2 separate regions of the Homo sapiens genome follow, and region 2 is linked to region 1. The links are chromatin loops, found by intact Hi-C in ENCODE. Cell type or tissue: MCF 10A. All regions are shown on one strand. Links, peaks and the distances in the headings refer to the core of each region. The heading gives the core; the rest is flanking DNA.

The links. A loop is a pair of places that touch in the nucleus more often than their neighbours do. Peaks named below come from ENCODE experiments on the same cell type or tissue, not always from the same donor. Only the 100,000 strongest peaks of a DNase experiment are listed, where the experiment ranks them.
Region 2: a loop joins it to region 1, with 6 times the contacts of the local background. A loop is called at or near these places in 3 of 110 quality-filtered maps.

What each region holds. Positions count from the first base shown.
Region 1 is chr2:237,476,787-237,487,273 of GRCh38, forward strand. MLPH (melanophilin) reads left to right here and starts at 10,465. Exons shown (of 16, transcript NM_024101.7): 1 at 10,465-10,487. It overlaps LOC105373957 (a long non-coding RNA gene), which reads right to left and starts at 10,362. Exons shown (of 2, transcript XR_001739962.2): 1 at 10,025-10,362; 2 at 8,914-9,935. RefSeq lists an enhancer at 9,332-10,300. In MCF 10A, for the core only: a CTCF peak has its summit at 6,703 (motif pointing left); a DNase peak (open chromatin) is centred at 6,785.
Region 2 is chr2:237,554,083-237,564,569 of GRCh38, forward strand. It overlaps MLPH (melanophilin), which reads left to right. Exons shown (of 16, transcript NM_024101.7): 16 at 1-1,240. It also overlaps the pseudogene RNU6-1140P. Among named protein-coding and RNA genes, the nearest start is that of PRLH, 7.2 kb to the right of the region's middle. RefSeq lists an enhancer at 9,341-9,841. In MCF 10A, for the core only: no CTCF peak of the experiment used is centred there; a DNase peak (open chromatin) is centred at 5,369.

The sequences.
Region 1 (10,487 bases), core at 2,488-10,487:
GTGACATCCCAGTCTCCTGATTCTAAGTATTAATGTTCTGTAAATCAATGACTTGACATTGATTGTTGAGGCATTTTTATGGCATTGGTTTTGAAGCACTGATGTTAATTTATGAAGCGTATTTATAATAACTGCTTTAAAATTCTTACCAGATAATTCTACCATCTGATGCATCAAAGTATCAACATCTATTTATTGTCTTTTCTCACTCGGGTGGTTTTTTTCTGGTTCTTGGTATGACAAGTGGGTTTGTATTATATTCTGGTCATTTGGTTATTATGTTCAAACATAATAAAAGATTATTACAAAACATTAAAGAATATCTCCTGTTGTAGATACTGGTTGCAGACATCTCTGACACCCAGTCTAGGCTACATGGGAGATAAAAAGAAAAGTCTAAGGAACCCACCATATTATCTTTCCTCCAGTCCTGAGGTCTCTGGCCAGTCTACCTTCTTCTACCCAACTTTCAGAGTCCTTTTATCATTGTCTGTTAAAGAATTTCCATGGTATTTAGTTTTTAGAAGGGAGGAGTAGGGAAAAGTGAGTCTACTCATTTTGTTTCAGAACCAAAATCCTAAACCCTTTTCAATAGCACATTCCAACCTACCTCTCACGAACTCCCACTAAATACCCCAAATCTACGCCAGCTCCAAGGGATTGTTTGGTCTTCTCAGGGGATGGTGCCATGTAAAGAGCTCAGCATCAGTCAGATATCCAGCAACAGAAGTAGCTAGATCAGGCTTGGTGAGATAGAGCCCACGTAGTCGGACCATATGGCCTCCCTCCTGGTCCCCTGGCATGAACATTGAGGTGACCAAGGACACAGTCTGACTCCATAGGGTAAATGACCCAGTATACCCATTCATTCAGTGTCCTTTTTGTACTAGGTGGCCTCTGGTAAGCATTGACATGAGATAGAAGATTCACATATGGCGCCTATTCCCAAGATCCCTGCACATACCTCTCTGTCTCCAGTCTTTCAACCTTATTCTCTTCCAGTTCCCTGAACAACTAGAGAAGCTTGCATTAATACCTGGACCTGCTACAGAATTTTCTCACGCTCTAAGCGTCACTCAAACCTGCCAGCCTTCCAAATCACTTCCCAAATGGATTGCAGCAGTATTCCCAAGTGAGCCATGTGCTGCCTCCAACATCCAAAGTTCCACCTAGTGCTATGTCTCTGTCCTTGTCATAGCGCCTGCAAAGAGAATAATTTGCCCTATACTTTTGAAGGTATGTCCCAGCAGACTCTACATCTTTAGTCCCCTAAGAACCTAGCCTAAGTTTTATATCCCTGGAACATCATAAGATTGGCCTCCCAATGCACATATGTCTTACCAGAGTATTCAGCATCTTTCTACTCTCCTTTTCACCAGTTCTAATCTGGAAAATATCACCATATGTTGCACCAATGTGCTTAAGGTTCCTGAGGATTATATTGTGACAGTAATCAGAGATTTGATATAGCCCTGGGACAGACAATAGAGAGAAGGTGTACTGTTGTCCTTCCCACGTAAAAGCTGTTTCAGATCTTTTCTGATGACAGCGTGATGGCTCCCCTGACTAATGTCAGCTCAGAATCTGTATCCAATCACCCTCCAAAGTATGACTGTTTCCCTTTCCCCTATGTACAGTTATCCTGGTAAATAACCATGGGCCCTTTGGGGAAAACAATGTATAATATTTATGGTATATATTGTAGTGACACTGTAAAGTCCTTCCTCGAAGGGACCTTGCTTCTCCTTTAGTCGATGGGGTCTAGGTCTATAAAAACTGGTTTAGATATGGAAACTGAATGAGGGATTGTGATTTTTCATTGCAGCATCTGATATCAGCCTTCCGTTCACCAGTCCTTGAATTATCTGTGTGCACAATCAACCAGTACCCTAATTGTCTGCTAATTTCTTGAGCCCCAAGGAATACCATAGTCTACTAGCCATCCCATAGACACTTATGTTTGGTTGCTTTTCTGGATTTTTTACCATTACAGAAATTCTGTCCACCCTACCTCTGATAGTTGAGGATCTCTATCTGAACTCTTCTATTTCAGAATCCCAGCAACCCCCATGACACTACAGAGTGTAGTTCCATGGAGTAACTTCCTACTGTTAATACCAGCTTCAGAGAACAGCCAGTATTGAGTTGCCAAAAGATGCAGACACTCCCCACACTGGTATATTTCTTATTGCTTTGGTGAAGAAAGTGTCCTCTGGGCCCTCCCAGGAAACACAGTCAAATGATAGAGTCTTTGATCTTACATAATAAATCCATTCTCACATTTCTACCTCCCTAAGCCTTCTAAGTTCCTACTCAATACTCTGCCAAGGCAAGCATAACATCTACACCTCATTTACATCATGCCCAAGCTTCGCAGTGCCATCTCAGCAGTGTATTTGAATGATTTCCAAGTATCCTTGCCAAGAAGTCAAATTCTAAGACATAGACAAGTTCCTCCAAATCAACAAACTGAATTCAATATCTCCGTGGCTTATTCAGACACATTTCTCTCTGTCGCTTGGTGACATATATTAGCCAAGACTTGCAGTTATGTTCACTAGATGCTGTTTATTCCTAGAAAAGAAACTTTATTTTCCCACTTGGGCTATACTGGGACCTGGCCCTAGTTATTTGTGTAGAGGAAATAAGAAGAGATGGAGACAGATCTTGAGAAGGACAAGCATCACATTGGAAGTCAACCATCTCAGGTGAAGACTCTGCACAGTATCCAGGTATCAGCATCCTTGGGAAAAGGGAAAGGGCTATTCCCAAGAGGGTTCTTGGGAATCTAGGTGTTCAAGCTTAGACTCATCTATCCAAATGTCCTCCTCCCAGGTTACATGATTCTACCACCCTATCAGTGCCCTGACTTAAGCACAGAAAACATATTCAGGGTGTTCCCTTTGTATTTCTGGTATAGATTTGCAGGATGTCAATACAAAACGCTTAGTTAAATTTGAATTTGAGATAAGCAACAAATAATATTTTAGTGTAAGCAAGTATGCCCCATGCAATATTTAGAACATACTTATACTAAAAGTTATTCCGTGTTTATCTGAAATTCAAATTTAACTGGAAAGCCTACATTTCATCTGGAAACCTTCCTCTTGGCACCCTTACAATCAAATCCTGGCTCTGATTTTCAGCACAGTCTGCACTAAGTTGGCAGGAGATGCGGATTTCTTTAAACACCGCCACAGATGCCTTCTGGCTCTCACAGTATGCCCTGGGGAGATAGACCTGAGCCTGTCATTCCGTTTCCCAAGTATGTGTTTAGTTGTTATGACAGTTTTTAAATAATTTTAAATACCTGAAAATTCTAACCAAGTATTTTCAGAACCTGAAATATGTTTACAAACCCTGCTTCAAAACCAGTGACCTAGCCCAGCAACCTGAGCAGGTAGGATTTGAGCCTGTCTTGAGGGTTAACCTTGGATAACTGTAGGAGAAAATGAGAAGGCACAAAACACAGCCTGACATTGCATTTCCACCCAGAACTGAAGGCACACGTGCTCCCAGGAATAGGTGGACTCATTTGGATTTGTGGGGTCAGAAAGCCATGGAAGATAGGGCTGGAAATTAATTGGGTTTGGAGTTCAGGTGGAGGCAAGCTTGGAAAACTGTAGTTCACAGAAGGGCAAGACTGAGGTGAGTATGGGGAATGGGAAGGTGAAGGTGAGGATTCACGGGTTAGGAATTGGCTCTAGGTATATTACTAGTTGGTAATGGGCTTTGAATCTGGCCATGAGTGAGGGGGAGGCCTAGGGGCGGTGATACTGCTGGATTCCTGCTGCTGGCTCTGGGGTGGTTTCAGCCAAGCCCTGTGCTGACATCAGACCAACCTGAGAGGTGCAGGCGGTAGCAGCTCGAGCGAGAGATCTTGTAACAGCTTTCACTGTGGGGAGGACATTAGCGTTACTGCAAATATTCTGCAACATTCATACAAGAGTTTAACGTGAGATATGAAGTGTGGCTTGTGTGTTGAAACTGAAATTAGGCCATCGCTATGAATTATGGAAGTGGAGAAGAAGCAAAAGGAATTGTTCCTGTAATGCCTAATTCGACCATTGTGACTTGGGAATGGGGTGATGCCCAACACCTGCTGTAGGGATGCCCACCACCTGGTATAGGGATGCCCACCACCTGCTGTAGGGATGCCCACCACCTGCTGTAGGGATGCCCACCACCTGCTGTAGGGATGCCCACCACCTGATGTAGGGATGCCCACCACCTGCTGTAGGGCACGATGCACTCAGGGCCTAACAGGGCTGCTTGCCACTGTTTTCCCCAGCATGGGCCCATGAGGGGGGCTCTGGTTTTGAATTTCTACATCTGCTCTTCACAGCTTTCCTGCTTCTGGCTGTGCCAGGCCCCATGAACCAGTCACCCCTGCTGTGGCTGTTGCCTGCCCCAGGCGCTGTGGAAATCCAGGCTCAGAGCCCCTTAGACCTGGGTTTGCCTCTGGTCTCCCCTCTCTGACTGTGTGACCTTGCACCAGTGCCTCAGCTTCCTTATCTGCACAACCCAGTTGACACTGGGGAGTTCAGATGCCCAACCCAATTGCTAATGTGCATGCCAGGCTCCCAGACCACACTTGCTGGGCATACCGTAGCCTTCAGTGAGGACTGGTTCCCTTCCTGCTGTCTTCCTTCATAACCACATGACCAAGATTTCCAGAAGTGGGTCTGGAAATTTTATTGCCTGAACTCATTCCCTTCAATTTGGACCATTTCTGCCTAATTCCTGAATCCCTGATGGTTAAAGCTCCTAATTAAGGTAATTTAGGTAAAGAGAACTGCTCATTGGCCCATGCCCCAACATGAGCTGAAGCTTCCAGAACCCCCAGAAGGCTGAGATTTCTGATGGTTTTAGATTCAAGAACTTCATTGTTCAGATTTTTCACTCCTCTTGGCTGGCCTCTCTGGTTCATTACAGCTCCCTTCAAGCACTCATCAAGATGTAGTTCTCTATGTGTGCAGATGAGGGAAAGCACATTGCCAACATAAGTGTGAGAGTCCTACACTTTCAAGCAGTCACACATGTGGGGTAGAAATTTAGGAATCCTAAATGGAATTCTGCTAAGCTTTGAGCAAAAGGGGATTACTTCTTGCTCTGTAGCACACGCATCCTAGGAGAGAAAACAAAGGGTGATCTTGGACCAACACAAGAAAGAGAAAGAGGCTGAGTTGGGGGCCACCATCTGAAAACATAGTAAGAGCCAATGAACGGCAACAGCAAGAGGAGAATGTTGGCCCACAAGCCAGCAGAGATCCCTGTGAGGACAATTCAACCCTCCCTCTCCCAGCTCCGCATTCTGTCATCCCATCAAGTCATTTCCCAAGAGACCCTGCTCTTCCAGGGAAGTGCTGTGAGCTCAGGCCACCTGGATGGTGGAGGGCAGAGCTAGCTCTGTTTGGAAAATGCCCTTCAGTCAAAGTTAAGATGAAGGCCAGCATCAAAATATGATATTATGGTTATTGAACAATATTTATTCAACACATATTTGTTGAGAGCCTACTATGCACCAAGCACCGTGGAAGGCAGCAGGACATCAGAGTGAGCATCGCAGTCCCTGTCCTCCCAGAGCTCAGAGCAGGGGAGCAACAGACACTAACCCGATAATCACACGAGCACGGGAGATAAATGATGGGCCTGATCTGCAAGAACATGCAGGAACCCCAGGGAAGCCGACAGTGGGCAGGGCTGCTTGGCCAGGACCTGATTTCTGAGGGAAGGACAGTTGAGTGGTGATCCGAACAGGGAGCAGGACTTGGACAGATGAAGGGAGGTTGGGTTGCAGGGTCATTCAGAAAAGAGCTGGAGCCCAGAGAGCAAGCGGAGGCAGCCAGGGTGGGGCTGTGCAAGTAGACCAATGTGAGCCCAGGGAGCTGCGTGTGTGTTCAGCTGCTTGGAGGGCAGTCACATGAGGCTGTGTGCTGACGAACTGGCAGGAGCAGAGTCAGGTGACAGCTCTTTAAAGGCCTAGGGCACTCTTGCATAACCCACGATCCCCCACCCAGCTGAACAACGGCAAAGCCAGAATGCTTCCAAAAATGGGGTCCCCCCTCCATTTTCCAGGTTTATTGGAAGAAAAAAAAAAGGATTCAGTGTCTGATGAAAACATATTTTCTTGTAATTTACAAGTAGTTTCCTGGATATGGCTAAGATTTGGGGCAATATTTTGCATGTGTTCTGTTTCCTGGATGGTTATCTCAAAAATCCAGAACCCTTGTTAGCCTAATGCCATATTGGCCCAGAGGGTTTAGACAGAGAGACTGAGGGGGACGGGTTTTAACTACTGCCTGCCAGAGAGCTGGAGCACCTGAGAGGGTCAGTGGATGGGAACTGCAGGCCTTTTCAGCACTAATCCTGGACTCTGCCATTGCAAAGGAAGCAGGCACGTCCAGACTCTGTGAGGCTCCTTGGTGAGCCAGAAACCTTCTCTCCCCTAAGGTTCCCTATCCACGTGCAGAGAGGAGGCTAAGCCCAAGGCCACCCCTCAGTGGGACTTGCCTGACCAGTTATCCTTGGAACTGGGGTATGCCCAGGCAGTGAAATTAAAGGGTGCTTCTCTGAAGCCCATCTTTGGTGGTGAGCTTCCTGCTGGCATGGCCAAGTGAACCATCCTTTCCTCCCTCTCATGCCAGCCACTAAGTCCCAGCAAAGGCTGAGTCTCCAGACGGCCACTATTACGACAAGGAAGTAGGGAGGGGACTCTGCTGTCCTCTGGTGTCCACCCACCAACCCAGACTTTAACAGTGTGGCTTGTGAGGCTCAGGGCTGAAGAGATCGGCTGCCTCTGACTCATTGTGTGATCTTGGGTAAACACCATCTGACTCTCTGGGCATCAGTTTCCTCCTTTAGAAAGTGAACAAGGAAGGGTAGGTCTCAGGGCAGGGTAAAACGTCAGGGAGGTAGAGGGTACCAGCGACGGGCACACTGGGGAGCCCTGAGAAGAAGCTGGGGAGGCAGGAATACAAAGATAAAATCTATTCTCTGCTACCATTTGACATTGTTTATTAAATTTTATTCTTTATTTATTTAGTTTTTTTTTTTTGAGACAGAGTCTTGCTCTGTCACCCAGGCTGGAGTGCAGTGGCACAATCTCGGCTCACTGCAACCTCTGCCTCCCTGGCTCAAGCGATTCTCCTGCCTCAGCCCCCGGAGTAGCTGGGACTACTGGCGCGCACCACCACACCCAACTAATTTTTGTATTTTTAGTAGAGACAGGATTTCGCCATGTTGGCCAGGCTGGTCTCGAACTCCTGACCTCAAGTGATCCGCCCGCCCTGGCCCAAAATGCTGGGATTACAGGCGTGAGCCACCGCGCCTGGCCTTATGAAATTTTAAATGTGTACACCCCTCCTCCAAAAATACATATTAATTACAGGGGGGAAGGGAGTAACTTGCCCATGGAGAAGGCTGGAAGACAGCACCTTAGTCTGGGGATCCCAGCAGCAGTAAGGAGACATACTGCAGCCATGCACCAGCTGACAGGACACAGGGAGAGGACCCGGCCTCACTTCTGCAAGATGATTCTCCCAACCATGCAAAACCTGAGTATAATCATGGGAAACAGCAGACCAACCCAAATTTAGGGACAGCCTAAAAAATAAGTGGCTTAATATTTAAATAGCAAAGCCATGAAAGTCAAAGACAGAGGAACTGATCTGATTTGAAGGAGACTTAGAAATGACAACTAAACAGAACATGAGATTCTAAACTGGATCGTTTGGCAACAAAAAATTACGGAGACAACTGGCAACATTTGAAAGGACTCCGATGATTAGATGATAGCAACATATCATGTACAGATGTTGATGGTTGGATTGCAGTTTAATAGAAGGTTGTCCTTGTTTGTATAAAATACACTAAACCCTCATGTCAGAAACTCCATCACAAATGGCTAGGGGAAGGTAGGGTTCTTTGTGTTATACTTGAAACTTTCTGTAATTTGGGGATTGTTTAATCATTTTAAATGTTTATAATTCCAGGGCCGGGTGCAGTGGCTCACACCTATAATCCCAGCACTTTGGGAGGCCGAGGAGGGTGGATCACGAGGTCAAGAGATCAAGACCATCCCGGCCAACATGGTGAAACCCCGTCTCTACTAAAAATACAAAAATTAGTGGTGGTGTGCGTCTGTAGTTCCAGCTACTGGGGAGGCTGAGGCAGGAGAATTGCTTGAACCCGGGAGGCAGACGTTGCAGTAAGCCGAGATCAAGCCACTGCACTCCAGCCTGGCAACAGAGCAAGATTCCATCTCCATTAAAAAAAAAAAAAAAAGTTTATAATTCTAGAATTTTCTCTTAAAATTGTATACATCCTTTGACTCAGAAAATCCAAATCTATAGGCTTTTAGTCTACAGATATATCAGTATGTATGTACAATGATATTCATGTGTCATCCTATGTATGATAGGTGTCAATAAGAATTATCTAGGATGATATTTATGGCAGAATCATTTAAATAGCAAAAAATCAAAAATTAACTGTCCATCAATAGAAGACTGGTAAGTAATTATGGTAACTCACACATTGGATACTCTGCAACCAAAAAAGGATGAAGTAGATCAACAGGAATAGTAATTAATATTTACCAAGCACTCACCACATGGTGTCTCACCCAAGCTGCAGGGATATTGATTCACAACACCCTTATGTGTAACTCCCATTACTATTCTCATCATGGAGAAGAGAGAAAAAAGTCAGTAGAAGATTCAGTAACAGGTCCAAGATGACACAGCTTGTGGGCCACACTCCTAGTTGGAATTCCGACTCTTGCAGTTGGTTTGAGCCCACATGCTTAACCTCACACACACACACACCATTCAGAAAGAATATAGAAGACACCATTAATAATGATTGCTTTCTGGTCATGGAGGTTAGTAATGGAATAAGAGAGAATTTGGCTTTTCATTTTATACTCCTTATATTCTTTACTATATACCTTATATATCAGCGTGTGTCAGTTGTATATTTTTTAAAACCACTACTTCAAATAAATAAGCACTAAAGTATTAAAAACATTTTTAAAAACTTCTGCCCTTAAGGAACTTAAGTCCCTACATCAACTCTTAAGGGATTTATTAATCTTAACAAGTAACAGTAAAGTATATGGCAAGGAGGTAAGGAAATGAAAAACATAAGCACCAGATCATATGGGATGTGGAAATACTGGCTTCAGTGTAAGCTTCACTCTATTCCAGGGTTCACACTCAACAATTGATGGTGTTTGGTAAGAGCACCTGTCTCAAAGCAGCCCAGGGGCCTGAAATACCCTGATTCACCTACAGTGTTCCCCTGGGCTCAGCAGGCAACAACATTCTTTTTTGTTCTTTTGCAGCCTTTTGAAAGCTGTTTACAAATAATCTAATGTGATATCACAACAATCCTATAAGGTTTTGATTCCTCTTCTGTTAAATGGAGATACTAGTATCTATTCATTCACCTAATGGCTTTATTCCTATCATTTTGCAGATAGGAAAACTGAATTGCAAAAGCGGTTCCTGGAGAACAGAATGTGAGTTTTTAAGTGACAAGGGAGAGGGAGGGGGAGGGAGAGAAAATTCTGAAGCGCCCAGTCTTGGAGGATGAGGGAGGAGGGCAATTCCCTAATGTCCATTGGAATTCGGAAGGACAGGCAGGCCGGGCGGACTGGAGACGGCGGCTCGCCTTGGGACCCTCTGAGCTTGCGGGCCCCGCTGAGCACCCAAAGGCCGGCCCTAGAGTCCAGGAGAAGAGCGCAGCGGCGCGGAGCTCCCAGGCGTTCCCCGCAGCGCGTCCTCGGTCCTGGAACCACCGCGCCGCGCGTCCTGGCTTCCACATCTGCCCCATTTGCCCGCGGATCTTGACTTTTTCTTGGCGGGCAAGGCCTCGGTCTCCTCCCCGCAGCAGGGCTGCCCGCGGCTGCGGGACCCTCCTGGTCCTGATGCCTGGCAGAATCGAAGGGGTGAGGGTACGCTCTCTGCAGCAGAAAGCCCTGGGCTTAAAGTCCTATTTATTATTTGGCGTTGCCACTTACTGGTCGGTGGCTTTGGTAGGGCGCGTTTCTGAGCCTCAGTTTCCCCATTTGTAAAGCCGAAGTACATAGCGCTTTCCCTGCAGAGTTAGAAATTTCGACGATGTGCCGCGCGCTCTAGAGCGCGCTCAGCAAGCGGGTCCCACCGTGCCCAAGGCAGGACCGCGGCGCGATGTCACCTATGCAAAGTCGCCGCAACTCACGGGAATCGCAGCTGTGTGCTCAACTTTCCCCTCCCCGCCGCCGTCTTTCTCCCCAAACTGGCTTGGGGGTCGAGTATCCGGGGCTCTCCCCCGCACTGGCGCTTCCCGCGCGGGCGCCCCAGGTGTCCGTTCCGTTCCGCCCTCTGCCTGGCAGGGCATCCAGAGGTGTCCGCGCTCCCGGAGCTGGGCGGAGCGGGGCGCAGCCCACGTGGTTCGGGCGGGAGGCGCCGGGACGTGGCCAGTTGCCCGCCTGCCCCGGAGAG
Region 2 (10,487 bases), core at 1,175-9,174, 76 kb after region 1:
GACAAGTGACTGAACTAATGATCTGCTGAATAATGAAGGAGGAATAGACACCCCAGTCCCCACCCTACGTGCACCCGCTCTGCAAGTTCCCATGTGATCTGTAGACCAGGGGAAATTACACTGCGGTCAAGGGCAGAGCCTGCACATGACAGCAAGTGAGCATTTGATAGATGCTCAGATGCTAGTGCAGAGAGCCTGCTGGGAGACGAAGAGACAGCAGGCAGAGCTCCAGATGGGCAAGGAAGAGGCTTGGTTCTAGCCTGGCTCTGCCCCTCACTGCAGTGGATCCAGTGGGGCAGAGGACAGAGGGTCACAACCAATGAGGGATGTCTGCCAAGGATGGGGGTGCAGAGGCCACAGGAGTCAGCTTGCCACTCGCCCATTGGTTACATAGATGATCTCTCAGACAGGCTGGGACTCAGAGTTATTTCCTAGTATCGGTGTGCCCCATCCAGTTTTAAGTGGAGCCCTCCAAGACTCTCCAGAGCTGCCTTTGAACATCCTAACAGTAATCACATCTCACCCTCCCTGAGGTTCACTTTAGACAGGACCCAATGGCTGCACTGCCTTTGTCAGAGGGGGTGCTGAGAGGAGTGGCTTCTTTTAGAATCAAACAGTAGAGACAAGAGTCAAGCCTTGTGTCTTCAAGCATTGACCAAGTTAAGTGTTTCCTTCCCTCTCTCAATAAGACACTTCCAGGAGCTTTCCAATCTCTCACTTAAAACTAAGGTTTGAATCTCAAAGTGTTGCTGGGAGGCTGATACTCCTGCAACTTCAGGAGACCTGTGAGCACACATTAGCAGCTGTTTCTCTGACTCCTTGTGGCATCAGATAAAAACGTGGGAGTTTTTCCATATAATTCCCAGCCTTACTTATAAATTCTATTCTTTGAAAAAATTATTCAGGCTAGGTAAGGTGGCTCATACCTATAATCCCAGCCCTTTGAGAGGCCAAGGTGGGAGAATTGCTTGAGGCCAGGAGTTTGAGACCTCCTGGGCAACATAGTGAGATCCCATCTCTACAAAAAACAAAACAAAAAAATTACCCAAGCATGATGGTATATGCCTGTAGTCGTACCTACTTACTTAGGAGGCTGAGGCAGGAGGATCACTTGAGCCCTGGAGGTTGGGGCTGCAGTGAGCCATGATCGCATCACTATACTCGAGCCTGGGCAACAGAGTGAGACCTTGTCTCTTAAAAAAATTAATAATAAATAAATGAAAATAATTCTTCAGAGTTCCTTTCCTAGCAGATGGCTATTCTGGAGATGTGTAGTGGAAGCTGCATACAGGCAGGTCAGGGATCCCTGAGGCTAGTGTACCCCAACCAGTACAGCTGCTGGCTCTTTGTTTCCAGCTAAAGATTGACAGAAGTCAGTGGTTTCTCTATGACTCCAGAGGGAGATTAGAGACAAGCATTTAAAATATTTCTCCAAAGTTTTATCCTCCAACAGTCTTATTTATAAGGGGAAAAAGAAAAAATTTTAGGAAGCGTTGAATGCACAGATCTCCCAAAGATGCTTCTTACAAATGAGCTATGAGTGTGCAGCAAAATTGCACTCCCCAGATAATCCAGTATCCAACATATTGCAATATAGCACCCAGATCACCAAGGGATACCTTGCCTCACTGCAGATTATTGGGGTGAAACACAATTTGACAGGTGTAGCTCCCAGCTCTCAGGGATCAAACCAACCATGCATTACAGTGTTGCAGTTTCACTGATTTTATGTCAAGCCATTGTTTCTGTAAGTTCCAAGGATTTTCACTTTCCAACAGCTCTATCCAAAAGAACCCACTTTACTGGGGGCCAAAAACCCATCCCCAAAAGAGTAATAGTAATGGTATTGTCACTTGCTGGGCTTCTGAGAGCCCAGCTAAAGCTCCACTTTAGCATGCTGGTGACAGCCAAGTAATCCTCACATATTCACAATGCTCATAACTTCAAAGTTATTCTTATAGAGAATATTTATTACATATGAATTTTTTTTATTTTATTGGGATAAAACAGAAAAGATAGATATGCAAAAGAAAAAAAATACATAAAAAAAGAATCATCTACCCACTAGCAACCACTGCTAAGTCCTTGCAGACATTGGTTCACGTATTAGCTTTTAATAAAACTCCCACAAGTTAATATACTAGTAGGTGAGTAAAGCCCATTCCAAACATGACCGCACACCTATATCTTCCCAGGAAAGAGCCAGCCCCAGAAATAAGTATTTTACCCATGTATGCTACCCATATTCCCCTGAAAATATCTACAGCAAAGTCTTCCCAGAGACAGCCTTGCTGTCTAAATGAACAAACTGCTCAGTTATTTCCAATGAACACACCTGCAGCTCAATGGCATCTGGGCTCAGAGTTCCAAGGACATGGCCATGCTGGGGAAAGGAGTATTTTGCTACATCACCACAGACACTTGTAACAGTCTATGATTGTTAATTTTATGGATCAAATTGGCTCAGCTGTGGTGCCCAGATGTCTGATCAAACACCAGCCAAGATGTATCTATGCAGGTATTCTGTAGCTGTGATTAAGGTTTAAATCAGTAGACTTTAAAGCAGATAACCTGCCATAAAGTGGGTGGGCCTTCCCCAGCCAGTTGCAGGCCTTAGGAGAAAAGACAGATGTGCCCTGAGCAGGAAGGAGTTCTGCCTCCAGACTCCAGGGACAACTTTCCTCCTTCGCTGGGTCTCCAGCCTGATGGCTAGTCCTGCAGGATTCAGACCTCCCAGGCCCTGCAATCTTATGAGCCTATTCCTTAGACTAAATCTCTCCTCCCCCTCTCTCTCTCTCCCTCCCTCCCTCTCTCTCTGTTCTCTCTCCTCTCTCTCCCTCCCTCCCTCTCTCCCTCCCTCCCTCCCTCTCTCTCTGTTCTCTCTCCTCTCTCTCCCTCCCTCCCTCTCTCTCTCCCTCCCTCCCTCTCTCTCTGTTCTCTCTCCTCTCTCTCCCTCCCTCCCTCTCTCTCTCCCTCCCTCCCTCTCTGTTCTCTCTCCCCTCTCTCTCTCTCTCCCTCCCTCCCTCTCTCTCTGTTCTCTCTCTCTCCCTCCCGCTCTCTCCGTTCTCTCTCTCCTCTCTCTCCCCTCTCTCTCTCTTCTCCACACACACACACGCTATTGGCTCTGCTTCTCTGAAGAGCCTTGACCAATGCACAGTCCCTATATAAGAGCCTTGTCTGATGTTCAGTGTGTCTGTGTTTGAAACTTGTAAACTGGTTAGATGGGAGCTATGTGTGAGGGACGGGGAGCACCGTTTATTTTATCACAAATGCAATGCCAAGGTCCCAGAGCCGTGGCCACGTGGGGTAGGGGAAGCCTTCCTCCGGTGCTCAAATCTCACTAGCACTTTCTCTCTCAGTTCTCAGAGATGCCACTTTCTGGATGACTCACACTTCAAAAGCACCTTTCTAATTTACAAAGAGGAGTGTTTTAAAATCTCGTAAGAGTCTGGATTTTCAGAAGCCATCTACAGCAGAAACAGCTTTTCTGGTGACTGAATATTGCTCTTGCCGTGGCTGTTCCACAGCTGCAACTCGATGGCTTCCAATTCCCAAGGTTACCTCTCCCATCAGGCTGTGTAGTGTCTTCCTAGGAGGCCAGAAGAAACACACAGGCCACAGCCACGGTCCGCTTTCTTCTGGGAACAAGCACAAGGGACAGACATTTCATCAGTCCACTCAGACACACGTTTGAAGCCCTGCATTAGTTTCCTGTGGGTGCCATAACAAAGCCCCACAAACTGGTAGATTACAACAGAAAGTTACTCCCTCACAGTTCAGGAGGCCAGAGTCCAAAATCACAGCATCAGCAGAGTCGTTTCCATCTGCAGGGCCTGAGGGCAGGCAGTTCCTGGCCCCTTCCAGCTGTGAGGTTGCTGGCATCCTTGGTGCTTCTTGGCTTGTAGCTGCCTCCCTCCAGTCTCTGCTTCCATCTTCACATCGCCTTTCTCCCTGTGCATTTCTGCGCGTCTGTCCTCTTCTTATCAGGACACCAGTTGTTGGATTTGGGGTTCACCTTAATCCAGGATGACCTCATCTTAACTAATTACATCTGCAAAGATCCTAGTTTCCAAATAAGGTCATATTTGAGATTCCAGATGGGAGACTCCAACCCACTACAGAGCACCATTATGGTCCAAGAACTAAAACCAAAACCAGCTATCCATGAAATCAACTGTCCATCATGGTGCTGTTGCTACTTACCAAGTGCCTGCTACAGGCTGCACATTTACCATGTTGAGGGTGAAAGCTCAAAGATCTCAAAACTGAAATGCACCCCAGAGTAGGGTCCTCTCCCCATGTTGAGTACAGGAAGAAAGACTAGGAGGGAGGGAGGCTCTCAACTTGGGGCTCTTTTTTTATATATTTATTTATTTATTTAGAGACAGAGTCCTCCTCTGTCTTCCAGGCTGGAGTGCAGTGGCACGATCTCAGCTCACTACAACCTTTGCTTCCCTGGCTTAAGTGATTCTCCTGTCTCAGCCTCCCAAGTAGCTGGGATTACAGGTGCCCACCACCAGACCCAGCTAATTTTTGTATTTTTAGTACAGACAGCGTTTTGGCATGTTGGCCAGGCTGGTCTCGAACTCCTGGCCTCTTGTGGTCTGCCTGCCTCGGTCTCCCAAAGTGCTGGGATTATAGGCATAAACCACTGCACCTGGCCTTGGAGTGCCTATAATTGCAAAGAGCAGAAATCCACTGAAACCAGCCCAAGTGAAACAGCGAGCGTGAGAGAAGAACACAGAGCCTTCTCTTGGGGACCCAGGAAAACCCAGCGATCCAGTGCAGCAGCCACGGGGGCTGGGGTGGCTCTGCAATGGCCACGGCCTCGAGGCTTCTCAGCCCCCCTTGTGCCCTTCTCTTCCCTCTTGACTGTGAACTGCTCCTCGGCCGGTTCAGCAGGTGGCCTCTCTCAATGGCCTCTCCAACCCCCAACTCTAGGACTGTTCCCTCCAGCGGCCACAACTTATTTTTCCAGATGCCCGAGAGATAGATGGGCGGGGCCGTGTACATGCGAGTTGCTAGCCAACCTAGAGACAGCCTGTGCCAGAGAAGAGGTCGTCTTGCCCGGACAAGCAGGGTAGCAGGTCACTTCAACCCGTTCACACAGCACAACACTCCCACACAGTGCGTTCTCTTGTTCTCCCACTTTACACAATGGTTTTCAGAAACAGCACGAGGCTGTCACAGTGTCGACTGCACACCTGTTGCAACAGTTTGCCAGCTGGAGACCTAGACCCAGGGCAGCAAACGGCAGGCTGGGCCAAAGCCAGCTGCGGCCCATCTTCCTAAGTGAGGTTTCATGGGAGCCCAGCCACACCCATTCATCTGCCTTTTCCCCATGGCTGCTTTTCTGCTGCAACAGCAGATTTGGCCAGCTGCCACCAAGATCCTATGACCCACAAAGCTGGACACGTTTACTATCTGGCTCATGGCAGAAGAAGTTTGCCAGCTCCGTGTTCAAGATTGGATTTGGAGTGTCCCCTACAGACCACAAGCAAACGAGCCGGCAGGTGGGCGCCGTGATACAGTCCCTGACTCGGATGATCCCTTCTTTGTTGCGGGGCAACTCTGCCTTCTTCACTCCTCCCCGCTTCTACCCGCAAGACCCTCCTCCCTGGTACTTTCTCCGGGTCCTTCACTGAGTCGTTTTTCTCTGTCCACCCTCCGCCACCTGTCCTCTTCTTGTCTTCTCTCAGGTGTGCCCACCTTTCCCTGGCTGTTCACAGCCACCTGTCCTCTGTCCACACCCATGTTCAGGTTTACGGCTGAGGCCTCGTTAAAGAGCTCTGGGCTTCTTTGAGGTCTCAAACGTAAGCAAAGAAATAAAGGGTTCCAGGCCCAGCGAGCAGCCACCTGGCCACCCTCTAGGGCTCCTCAAACACCTGCCCACGACTGACCTCAGCATTTCCCCATCCCCAAGGCTCCCATCTTAGCCCCCCAGCTCTCAGTCTGGAAACCCCCGACCCATGACCTCCGAGCTCACTCCTTTTCTGCCCCTCACCTCAGCCCAAGTCCTACCCCATATGTCTCCTAGACAGCTCTGGAATTCCTATCTTTACCAGATCCTTTCCAGAGGACAGGAAAAAGGGGAAGCGTGGCTCCTCTTTCATAAGGCTGGTAAGACCTTCCTACTGAATGCAATGTGAGGAAGGAGAAGTAAAGGCAACATATGTTAACATATTTATTCTATAAATTAAATTTTCTTTTTTGTAGAGATAGGGCGTTGCTATGTTGCTCACGCTGGTCTCAATCTCCTGGCTTCAAGCAATTTTCCCACCTCAGCCTCCCAAAAGTGTGCTTGTACTACAGATGTGAACCACTAAGCACAGCCTAAAAGATCTATTCTAAATAAAGTATTCATGAAACAAATCCCAGAATCTATTAGAAAACCTATTGTATCTTACCAAGGTAAGGTTCATCCCAAGAAAGCCAGGAATTCTTTAATGTTAGAAAAAAATATATATTCTTGCGGTCCACTGTGTTAACAGAGTGAATGAGAAAACCACTGTGATCACTTCATTCAATGAAGAAAGGCACAGAAGAATAAATCAGTAGCTGGCCGGGCACGATGGCTCACGCCTGTTATCCCAGCACCTTGGGAGGCCAAGGTGGGTGGACCATTTGAGGTCAGGAGTTGGAGACCAGCCTGGCCAACATGATGAAACCCCGTCTCTACTAAAAATACAAAAATTAGCCAGGCGTGGTGGTGGATGCCTGTAGTCCCAGCTACTCGGGAGGCTGAGACAGGAGAATCGCTTGAACCTGGGAAGTGGAGGTTGCAGTGAGCCGAGATCGCGCCACTGCACTCCAGCCTGGGTGACAGAGCGAGACTCTGTCTCAAAAAAATAAAATAAAATAATAAATAAATAAGTATCTTAGAAAATTAGGACTGGAAGGCGTGGCAGTCAGCATCTTTGCTGTCATTATACCCGTGGCCTCCAGGAGGGTAGCATGGCAGGCAGTCATACTTTCCCCAGGGAGGGGACTTTCCTGCACAGGTTCTAGTTTGTATGTGCCACAACTCAAGTGGCCACATCACATTCTGGATGAAATACTGACCAACAGAAGCTGGACCAAGAGTGCTTGGCTCTGCCTTTCCTGAGGCCCATGACGCAGTTAAATAGGGGATGGGGAGAAGCTCCCTGACTGCCTGTGGTCAAAACCCATCTGTGGGATTCATTTCTCTAAAAACACTGAAGCCATGTGCATCCTGAAAGCCCCAGGCCAGGCCTGCAGTTCTGTGACATTCTTGCAAGAACAGCCCACACCTCACTCGCCATCACAGCATCTCCGGCCAGCCACAGTGCCTCTCAGCGGTTCTGAGGTCTCTGATGGACACCATCGCCTTCTTCGTGGGGGTGGGGTAAGCAGGATTGATGCCTGTGCTACTGCCCAGCCCGCCTGCTGCCTCCCACTGGTGGACTCCCAAAGTGGCAAGATGCCAGTGCCACACTGTGACAGCGCTGCTTTACACACACACACACACACACTCCAGTGGTGGATGCCCAGAAAGCTGCCCCCAGGTCCTGGGGTCTCAGTTTCTGCTGCTACAGGCAGGCCTAGCACTGGACAGAAAACACACCTCCAAGATGGTGATACTTAACCACCACTATCACCACTACAGGTCAAGTTCCCTTATCCAAAGTACTTGGGACCAGAACTGTTTTGGATTTTAAGGGTTTTTGGGGGGAGGATTTTGAAATATTTGCACTATACTCATGAGTAGAACATCCCAAATTTAAAATCCAAAATGCTTCAATGAACATTTCCTTTGAGAATCAACTCAGCACTCAAAAAGTTTCCGATTTGGGGTTTTTGGATTTGGGATACTCAACCTACATTTGTAAAAACTATGGGTAAAAACTATGGATGGGGAGCTTTTCGCCATCACTGATGCCTGAGCTACCCCCACAAATTCTGATGGAATTCATTCCAGGTACAGCCCAGGCATTAGGAGGTTTTTAAGGCTCCCAAGTGACTCTAATCAGCAGCCCAAGCTGGGAGCTGCGAACCCCACCCCATCACCCTTCCCGTGCTGCTTACCCTACTTCCCGCCTCCAGCTACCCCTGGGCTCCAGAGCTCCCAGGGAGCCCACCAGCCACAAACCTGTGTCACTGGGAAAAACAACTACGCAGCAAGGAAGAAGCCACTGTGTCCTGTTCCCTGAAGGGGAAAGTATTGCCCAGAAGCTTTTCCTAAAGGATGGAAGTGGCACATTGACCATCTGCGCCAATCCATGGGAAGCACGTGCCAAGTTTCCCCTCCAGAAATTTTCCTTAAAAAGATTGTACTCAACTGCATATAAGTGGTCATGAGTATAACCTATAATTATTCAGAACATGAATGATTTAGATCCACCTTAAATGGTAGAACATTGCACAGTTACTTAAAATGGCACAAACTTGCAGATTTTTTAGCAACTTGAGGATGTGATTGTTACAGTGTTAAGTGAAAAGAATGAAATTCAACATGTATAAATGTGATCAATCTACCCAGAAAATATGTCGGAAGCTCACTAGAAGAAAATGCATCAAATGTAGACGCGAGAGGCTTTCTTTTTTTTTTTTTTTTTTCTTTGAGACAGAGTATCGCTCTGTCGCCCAGGCTGGAGTTCAGTGGCAGGATCCCAGCTCACTGCAACTTCCACCTCCAGGGGGTTCAAGTGATTCTGCTGCCTCAGCCTCCTGAGTAGCTGGGATTACAGGCGTGCGCCACCATGCCCAGCTAATTTTTGTATTTTTAGTAGAGACAGGGTTTCACCATGTTGGTTAGGCTGCTCTCGAAGTCCTGACCTCATGATCCACCCGCCTCGGCCTTCCAATGTGCTGGGATTACAGGCATGAGCCACCACACCTGGCCACGAGCAGCTTCTTTAACATGATCAGTGCTATTTTTTCTATTTTGTTGTATGCACTAATATTTTTCCAAATGTATATGAACTGCTTTAATAATAAAAATGTATTTGTTTCTTTTATAATAAAAAATAAGCTTGTCTTATGAGAATAATAAACTTGTTTATGTTAAACATTAATTATAAAGACTGTAAAAGTCTAGAAACCACCTGTTGTAAGTTATAGAGTGCTTGCTTCTGCAGCACATATACTAAAATTGGACCGATACAGAGAAGATTAGCATGGCCCCTGCGCGGAAGTTACAGAATGAGGAAGACATGGTGTGCACACGACAAATGCAGGTAGGACAGTCAGGCAGGTGAATGAACGAGGACCGAGAAGATCGCAAAGATACAAAGCCGCAGTGCTGGGCTTTGGTGACTGTCCCTGCTCACCTTTCCCTTGAATGTGAATGCGGTGATTTAAAGGCAGGGAGAGAGGACTGGAAGGAGTCCGGGAGCCCCATCTGTGAGGCCCAGCGGACACTTGACACTGCAGTCTGCCCGAAGGCGAGCACGAAGAAGAGAAGCTAATGTGTTTTAAAACCACTTGGTCCAAATGAAATTATATAACCCAGGAAGGAACAAATCGCATCGCTGATGAGTTTTGTTTTGTGTTTTTTTTTTTCAATAAAGGAACGAGAAGAGACACAGGCTCGCTCCTGATGCCGCCCTGTGAGGGAGACAGGCTGGCTTGGGGGAGGGCACCTGGGGGTGCCGGCTTCGTCCTCTCGGGGGCTATAAAAGGGGAACAGAGGCTCCCGCCTCCTCGGCTCCACTGCACCCGTAGCCAGGACAGCTCCTCTACCACACTCGAGAACGGTGAGTTGCACATCCAGGCGCTGGAGCTTGGGCCCTCTGCTTTGCTACTTTGTAAAATCTTCCCTTGCTGTCTGAGTGTGGGTCGGGTTGAGACCCTGCCTGCTCTCCTGGCAGCTGAGGCTAGGCCTAAGCAGGAGAGGCAGAGACGGCTGGCCCCTGGGTTCTTGCATCCAAAGCCACCCTGCCCTCCCAGGGCACCAAGGCTCCGGCGCTGTCCATGGTGGAGACTCCAGACAAAGACGTCCCATTCAACTCCGCTGACCAGGAAATCCCACGGGGCAGCCGGCCAAAGTCTCCACCTCTCAGGGAGGCAGGTCTTTGGGGATCAGGAGCCAAGTGAGCATCGTTAGCATTCTCGGACACCCCTCAGGTGGCGTGGGTCCCGTGCCAGAGGAAATGCAAACGGCCAGCCTGCTGGGATGAATCTCTTTATCACTCTTCAAGGTGGCACCTCCATTTCCTCTAGACTGGGGAACCCCCCACCCCACCTAGCATGGGACGCCCCTCCAGGTCTCTAAAAAGGAAAGGTGTAGGCATTTTAAATTGTTCTGATGGAGAGCACTTTCTGTGGGGCTCAGGGAGGGGCTGGAAAGTCAAGGTCGGCAGGGGGATCCTTCCCAGAGCAAGATGGAGCTGTCGGGCATCTTCCCATGGCACCCAAAGTGCCACAGGTGGAGGAAGGAGGAGGGGTGCCTGCAGCAGGTGTTTCCAGGTCTCCCATGATGGATGCTGTTTAGGCATTTCAGCACCTCCACTCCAGTGGGGTGGAAG